2 separate regions of the Homo sapiens genome follow, and region 2 is linked to region 1. Evidence: chromatin contacts called from ENCODE Hi-C data. All regions are on one chromosome and are shown on one strand. Each heading gives the region's core, a stretch centred on a gene start or an enhancer-like site at or near the end of the contact. The rest is flanking DNA. Distances are from core to core; before and after follow the strand shown. Region 1 holds the start of HSPA13 (heat shock protein family A (Hsp70) member 13). Region 2 overlaps MIR99AHG (mir-99a-let-7c cluster host gene).

Region 1 (4,013 bases), core at 800-3,299:
ATTAATAGATAAAACTAGACGAGATAGAATGTTTTGTGACATGAAGCCAAAGCATTAACTAAAAGAGTACACTAAAATTAATATAGATTTTAGATTAATCACTTACCTTAAATGGGTATCTGCCAATTTCAGCCTCCAACTCTTCTGCGGTAAAAATCTTGCCTATGAATCTTTTGGCATCATATATTGTGTTTTGAGGATTTGAATCTGCCAGCTCTACGCTTTCATATCCCACATATACATCATTGTCAGTAAAAGACACCATGCTGGGTATGCTGATATGCCCATTTTCATCTGGAATCACCTTTACTTTTCCTGTGCCAGGAAAAAACACCCCAACAGAACAATAGGTGGTGCCAAGATCAATACCAATCACTTTAGGAGTAGGCAATGGTAAATACTGTTGTGCCAAATAGCCGGCCAACAGGAGAGTCAAAACAGCCGATCCTGAAATAAAGGAAAATTAAAAGATGTATTTTATCAAACTAGTACAATGTACTAAATTACTGTAGCAAAGTCCCTTTAATATCACTCGTTGAAACAAGGCTAAAAAAGACAAATTTCAAAATTTTTTATAGGACTGCTGATAGCACTCCTCTCAGACAGCAAGTTTTTCAAAATGTAAACTGGTTATAATAAAATTTAAAATGAAGTAAACACAAACAACAAAAAACCCTATAACTGTATGTTTGTGTCATTCTCTAATAAATGTAATAAAATGTAAAAATATTTCAATAATATTTGTGCAGATGCTGACAAGAAACAACATTTATCTGGAGCAAAAGCCAGATATAATCTAATATTCTTGATCAATTGATATTTAGATTTTACAGCTTTATAAAAAGCTTCGATTATCTTTTTTTAAAAGCTCCATTATTAAAATTCTCACAAGAAAAACTTTATTATTTTATAAGTCTAAAATTCTCTCCTCGTATCTCACCTCCTTTTCCCTTTCAAAAGGATGAAATGAATAAATGGGATAAAATGATTTTGAAAGTTCCTTAGATATGAAACTGTCACTTCAAAACAGAACACAGTTAACTTTTTATGTATTTAAGTATGAACTAGGGACTTCCTTCTTGCAGTGGTAATATTTAGGGGAGAAGAAGCATAAAGGTGGGCAACCCTGACGGCAACATCTATGAAAGCTTCTTGAAGACAAGTTTCGTTCACTGTTGTATCCCCCAGACCAGGAATAGCAGATGCCCAACAAATACTAATTTAAAAAAAAAAGAAAAAAGAGTAGGAACAAATGCCACGCAGATTGTAAACATAAGCGAAGAAAGATGCCCCTTTAGTTTTTAATGAATCTCGTATTTGGTATCAGGAGGCTGTGTTATACACCTGTGTCCGCTCATATTACATATGACCCAAAACATGAATTTTCAGGGCTCTGTGTTACTAATTGTTAGCTCATCCTCATCAACACATAACTCAAAGAAATAAAACCAAGTGCGAATCCCACTTTCCACTTCCAGCTACAGGCAACATTTCAGAAGCATTTCATCACCTTGGAGACGCGGGGTGGGTGTGTGTGTGGGTGGGGGATAGGTAATTCCAAACCCGATGTGATGGAAAAAGCCTCCAAATTCAGCATCCCTGAGCCGACAGATCCGGATGTAGCTCCTCCCCCTTCCTCCACAAAGGGGTCCTGGAGGTGCACGTTCTCGCAGCCTTCCATAGCTTGCCCCAATTCAACAGGCAATTCAAAAACCTAGGTGCTGTTGAAAGGAACGCCTCCCTAAGCCTGATGTCCCTGGGATGGACACAGCTGGTCGCCGTCTATCCTACCTTGGCCTGCAGGGGCCGGGGCCCTCCTAGAGGCGTCCCCGCCCCCATCCACTCCGAACAGCCGAAAACCGTCTCTAAGTCACCTTTCTGACTCCCCTTCCGCTGCTCCAGCTAGATCCAGGAGGTGAGTCAACCACCCCTGCCCACTCTGGCATCCTCAGATCGCCTCTACGCCCGCAAGAGCAACAAGGACCCCCGGGAACCCACCTAAGATCGTCATCTCTCTGGCCATCACAGTCCCGCCGAACAGGCTTGTGATGACTGTACCAGACGTGAGGCACCGCCCCCACTCCTCCCGGCAGTCCCGCAGCCCCCTGGGAAATGTAGTCCGCTTGCTCTGAGGCAATCGGAGAAGCTATCGCTCTGACCAAAGCAAGGACTTCATCTACCGTGAGGGCGCGGGGCAAAGAGCCTCCATTCAACCGCTGCCAGTGACGACTGAGTCCCCCTTCCACGCAACGGCCGGCAGGACCAGTGAGACTGAGGGGGAGGAGCGCCGTGGCGAGAGACTGGCGTTTATAATCAAACCTGTGGTCCCGCGATCCTACTTGAGGGAAAACAGGCTATCTCTTTAGCCCCGCCCCGCGCTTTGCATTCTGGGAAGCGGAGTTCCAGCCTTTCTCTTTCCGCGGGAGGGAATGAAAGGGAGGGTGAGAACCGTTAGTTATTTCTTTCTTTGGTCGTGCCCCTAATCAGGTCCAGGATTCGAGTTTGTGTTCTTTCGTTTTAATTCCTTTTAAAGCGCGTTCGTTTGCCTGAGATCTAGCTTCTAGATGGCGTTCCTATAGCCTCCCGGAGCCCCAGCCATCCTCCGTAGAAGGGTCCCTGCCGCAGTGCGGGGCCTGAGGGAAGTCGGCTCTGGCGTCCGTGCTCCAACGCTGGGAGCAGCCCTGAAACTCCAGTGACCCTCAGCCGTCTGCCTTTGTTTTGGGATAAATGAATTCAAGCATTCTTCAGTCAATTCGATTTATCCAAGGGATCAGGGACACATTTTCTCTATTGCTAGCACTGACGTGGGCCATTAAAAACAAAAACAAAAACGAAATTAAAAAGAAAACCCTTAGCTCTCTCTTCAAGTAAGTCTTAAGTGGCCAAAATTGACCTTATGGGCAAGTCCTGTAACGTGACAGCCATTTTAGGACGCTTGTGACATGCTGTTCAGGTTCTAGTCTGAAGTAGGATTTTTCTCGCATCTTGGTCACTGGTAGCACTTAATGACTCCTCTGAGAGTGGTTTTGTCATTTTTGCTGTTAGAGTTCACGATAACTAAGATCCTGGAGAATTGAATCCATTTTCTCAGCTTAGATATAAATCAAACCATCCCTGTTGACAACACGTCAGCCTGCTGTGGGAATACATTGCTGGTTATTTCTGACTTATCAATGTGAATTTTGATTATGGAAGCTGAATTCTGGTTGATAGGGATCCATTGTAATGTTCTCTCTACTTTTGCGCATTTTTAAGTATTTCATAATGCGAAATATAAAAAGTGTGTGTCTATAGTGAGTGCTGTTCAATAAGATTCTTATAAGGAGTGAAGAATTCAAGCACTTAGTTCTTAAGTATTACTTGTAATGGGCAGTGGGCTGGAGGTGTTCCAGGCAGACGGAACTCAATTACCAAGAGCACAGAAGCAAGAGATCATCTATTCCATAGATTAGAAAGTGGTGGATCATAAAGCATGAGGTAGAATTCTGAGAGACAGAACTAGAGACTTAAACCAGATTAAGATTAGCCGTCTGTGACAAGCACTGGTCATTGGGATTCTCCCTGCCACTCACTCCTTTCTCCTTGCTAACAAGATCCTGATTTGTTCAAGAAGCAGGTAAAGATTATGTGATCTCAGAGTAGAAGGCCTTTAGAATTAAGATTGAACTAAATAGGTTGTATTCATTTTCTATTTCTGCCTTAACAAATTACCACAAATTTAGTGTCTTAAACCAACTCAAATCTATTATTTTTACAGTTCGGTATATCAGAAATTTGGTATGGGTCTCACTTAACTAAAAGCAAGTTATTAGCAAAGCTGCATTCCTTTCTGGATGTTCTAGGGGAGAATCAGTTTCCTGCTAATTTGAGTTATTGGCAGAATTCATTTTCTTGCAGTTGTAGGGTTCAGGTCTTCATTTTCTTGCTGGCTGTAACCTGAGAGCTGTTTCCAGTTTCTGAGGCCATACACATATCTTAGCTCAGAGACCCTCTTTCTCCATCTTCAAAGCCAG
Region 2 (4,042 bases), core at 680-3,179, 1.8 Mb after region 1:
GAACAATGTCTCAGAGTGTAAATTTTGTTTAACTCCCCGTGTAGTCATACTTATAACTCTACTTTAAATGTGCTTCTTATTTTAAAAATATCAGAGCCTATAGAGACTATTCCTAGAAATGTTAATAGAAATGTTTTTCTTTGGCAAAAATTGCAGATTCAGTTTTACAATTTATTAAGTGCCAAGATATCATTGCTGTTGTTGACTTTGCTAAAAAAGCAATTTTATTAACAAGGTGACTGCATTAGATGTTACCAACTGAGACGAAGTGAAACATGTGCTTTCACCCTGTTGATCTGATGAAATATAGAGGTCTGTGTGGTTACTTCGTGCGTCACATTCATTTAAACTTTTTAAAGAGCAGCTGCGTAATACAAATTTTGTATACTCACTTAAAAAATAAAATTTACTAGAGTAGGCTCTTGTTTTTGGAGACTTATACATTCTGTTTGCTAAAGTAAACTAAGAAACTGAAAAAATATATTGGAGTTAGAAGCTCCAAAACTCTTCAAAGGGAAGAAAGCTTTTAAGAAAAAAATGAATGTGCTTTCAGTTATAAGGCAATTTTGAAGCATTACTTAGCTCTCTTTTGCAAAGATTTAAGGAAAAATCAACTGTTGTGGAACTAAGTAATAGGCTTGCCTTTATACAAAAATTATGTATAAAAAGAATAATTATTTTCCGAACTGTTTCTATGATTTGATACAAGCTTCCTTCAACAATTGCAAAATGTGACTGACAAATCCTTTTCTAAGAGAACAAGTTCATTATGCTCTCGTCACCTGTTACATTCATTCTCCCTTGCCCACATACACAGTTCCTAGCTGTTTATTAGTGCTGCAGGAAAGTGAAAATATTTTTTTTGAAAGAAAATGTCAAAGATTTTATTTGCATGAATCTTTTGAGCTTTAAAAAATTGTGGTCTTATCATAATTGCCCAAAGTGTTTTGTTAATAAGGTCTTTTGTTATTATCTTAATATGAATAGTCAGGAAAGGACATATAAATCATTTTGGATTTTCTTTCACTATATCTCAAGTAAAGTTAAGGTGTGGCTGAGGGTTTTTAAAAGGCCAAGAGATTAGACCTTTGAAAGTTTATCCTTTTTGTATAAAGATGTTTTAAAAAATGTTTACCACTTACCTATTCCCTCCAAATGAATGTAAAGACCAAAAATTAAAGGGAACTTTATTATTTTACTTGGTTATAAAGTCTAACCACAAGGCAGGAAGTTACTAGGCTTTGGAGAGACGCTACAAAAGAATGAGCTTCCCTCTAATGAAAGTACATAAATCGTGAAAAACTAAAGACCTACTTCTTAGTTCTCCTAACATTTAATCTTAAACTAGTAACGCCTGTCTTTTCTTTGTATATTTACTTATTGATTTGCTGCTGAGACAGAGGCATCTTTTAAAAACTGAAGTCAACCACATAATTTTAATACCATGATTTTAAGAAGGTGTATATTTTCTTATGTAAAGCTAGTCTTCCATAGATGTTTAGATTACGTATTTGATTACTAGGAAACAGTGGCTATATGGTCACAGATTAATATATGCTGATCTCTCTTATCTATATATAAAACATATATTCACATACAAACATAAACACATATCTTGTGCTTAGGCCTCTAACATCTTAAGGCAATGTCTTTTCCTCCTAGTTATGCACTTAGTTTTGAAGACATGTGTAGATGAAATAAAACGAAAGAGTCTTCTGACAAGTGTTCTGAATAAAACAAGAAAAAAAAATGCTTCACCAATGGTGTGAAGCGTAACACCAAGCGCTTGTTACAGAATATATCACTAGTGGGTTTGTTGCTTTTCTTATGTATTTATTACCATATTGATGATTACTTCTCCTTTGCCTATAGACCAGGTTGGTGGTGTGTGTGTGTGTGTGTGTGTGTGTGTGTGTGCACTTATGAGCTCACATAGGGATGAGAGAGTAGCCTGGACATGTGCCAGGGTTATGACACTCTTTGATTTACTTCTTCAGTTCTCTTGGTCACTAAATTTCAGGCTCTTCTGTACCCTTGTAGCAGTTGACAGCTGATACAGTGAAATCGTGCCTTCTCTTTAAGAGTACATATTATATCAGCTGCATTCTTTCAAATGGATTGAACAATTTATGTTAAAGATGATTTATTCCATCAAAATATAGAAAATAATCTATAGGACTAGATCCTATCATCCCAGACAAATTATGGGTCCTTAAAGACTTTCCTAGAGAGTAGCAGTATAGTTTTATTCTTCTTCTTACTGGGTAGAGAGCATAGAGTTTGTTCATCTTTCTAGACACTTTGATCTTCCTGAAATTATTTCCACAATTTTGATCCCACAAAGCACAAATATTGCTTTTTTTTTTTTTTTTTTTTTTTTTGACAGAGTCTTGCTCTGTTGCCAAGGCTGGAGTGCAGTGGCGGGATCTCGGCTCACTGCAACCTCCCCCTCCCGGGTTCAAATGATTCTTCTGCTTCAGCCTCCTAAGTAGCTGGGACTGCAGGCACCCACCACCATGCCCGGCTAATTTTTTTTTATTATTATTTTTAGTAGAGACGGGGTTTCACCATGTTAGCCAGGATGGTCTTGATCTCATGACCTTGTGATCCGCCTACCTTGGCCTCTCAAAGTGCTGGGATTACAGGCATGAGCCACAGTGCCTGGCACTGCTTCTTTTAACATTAGCTCTAATCTCTTTTTCTGGAACTCCATAATAGATATATGTTAAAGTTTCATAATATACATATTTCTTAAATTCTCTTTCACACTATTTTATATATCTATCTGTGCTGCACTTTTGGTGAATTACTGAGACATCTTCCCATTTACTAATTCTTTTTTTGACTATGTCCACTCCAGAATTTATTTTTTTGACAATGTTTTTCTTTTCTGGAAATTTTAATTGATTCTCATCGCCACTTCAAATGTTTTATTTCTACTTACTTTGTTACACATTGTATTGATGTTATTTCTTGTCTCTTCCAAAATCCTAGCATGCTTATTTTGAAGTTATTCTGAAACCGCTCTATTATTTTCATGTCTTCTGGAATAACTTCACTGAATGTTGTTTTTAAAATTTTGCTGGTGCCTTTTTATATCATTCTCTCATGGCTTAGAATTTTGGTTTTCAGGCTTAACTGGAATGAGAAGGATTTAAAAATTCTCTCTCTCTCTCTCATTGCTAGCCCTTCTGCACCATTCCTATTGTCTTAGTGTTGGCTCTGTACCCTCTCGTTTCCCAGTCTATAATCTCTGCTAATGGGGATATCAAAAACCTAGTCACTAAATCAAAGAGCAGTCTGTCCCAGGATGTGACTGTGAGATTATGGCTGCTTGCTTTGGCCTCCCCAAGAAAGCAGCTCTATGCAAGCCGTGGCTCCAGGAAAAGGGAGGTGTTAGTCAGTTGTTCGGCTTCCTCTTGTCTTACCTTCAGGTTTTAATCAGTAAGCTTGGCACTGATTATTACTCCCTGTGGGACACATGTGGCATCCAGTTACTTTGCAGATACAAGGATTGGCTTGCTTCTCATTCTAGACACCATCTGGTGCAGTGTACCTCACTTTGTGTTTATAGTTTATTTCTGGTATGTTTATCTTGTTTTTGACTATTACTTTTCTTTTATATCACCTCTTTTAAAACTTATCTATTATTGTTACATGTTGGAAGCAAAGGCACGGGGCTCAAACCATATTATTGCAATGCCATCTTGACAAGAGTTTTCAAAGCCGTGGGCTTTGGAATCAGAAAACTTGGTTTCAAATTCTGACTCACTTATGATCTATGTGTTACCATAAGCAAAGTCTTTAATCTATTATAAACCTCCTTTTCCCTTGCAAATATTGATAGTAATGCCTACTTCGTATGACTGTTGTAAGCATTGAATGTGAAAAGATGTGGAAAGTAGTTAGGCCTGTGCTTAAACATTCTGTGCGTGCAAATTCTGGAGGTGGAGAAAAAGCAATTAAAACCAAAACAAAACTAGATGTTACTGATTATGTAATTAACAAATGGTAATTGGAGTATCAAATAGACTTGCTTCTT

What was found. Hi-C counts contacts between places; a loop is a spot of excess contacts on that map. Pooled maps may share reads with other maps.
Region 2: a loop to region 1 is called in a map with no recorded cell type, with 7 times the contacts of the local background. The contact joins the enhancer-like site here to the promoter of HSPA13 in region 1. A Hi-C loop is called at or near these places in 3 of 37 single-sample maps with no recorded cell type and 7 of 50 pooled maps.

Annotation. Positions count from the first base shown.
Region 1 is chr21:14,381,097-14,385,109 of GRCh38, forward strand. It overlaps HSPA13 (heat shock protein family A (Hsp70) member 13), which reads right to left and starts at 2,050. Exons shown (of 5, transcript NM_006948.5): 1 at 1,999-2,050; 2 at 107-447. The coding sequence starts at 2,023. LOC105369304 (a long non-coding RNA gene) reads left to right here and starts at 1,670. Exons shown (of 2, transcript XR_007067924.1): 1 at 1,670-4,013. RefSeq lists enhancers at 1,757-2,066, 2,457-2,586.
Region 2 is chr21:16,195,427-16,199,468 of GRCh38, forward strand. The region is part of intron 3 of MIR99AHG (mir-99a-let-7c cluster host gene); the gene reads left to right. Among named protein-coding and RNA genes, the nearest start is that of SNORD74B, 87 kb to the right of the region's middle. Within about 2 kb of position 1,930, at least 8 of the 41 ENCODE cell types and tissues checked have a DNase peak (open chromatin) inside an H3K27ac peak, as active enhancers do.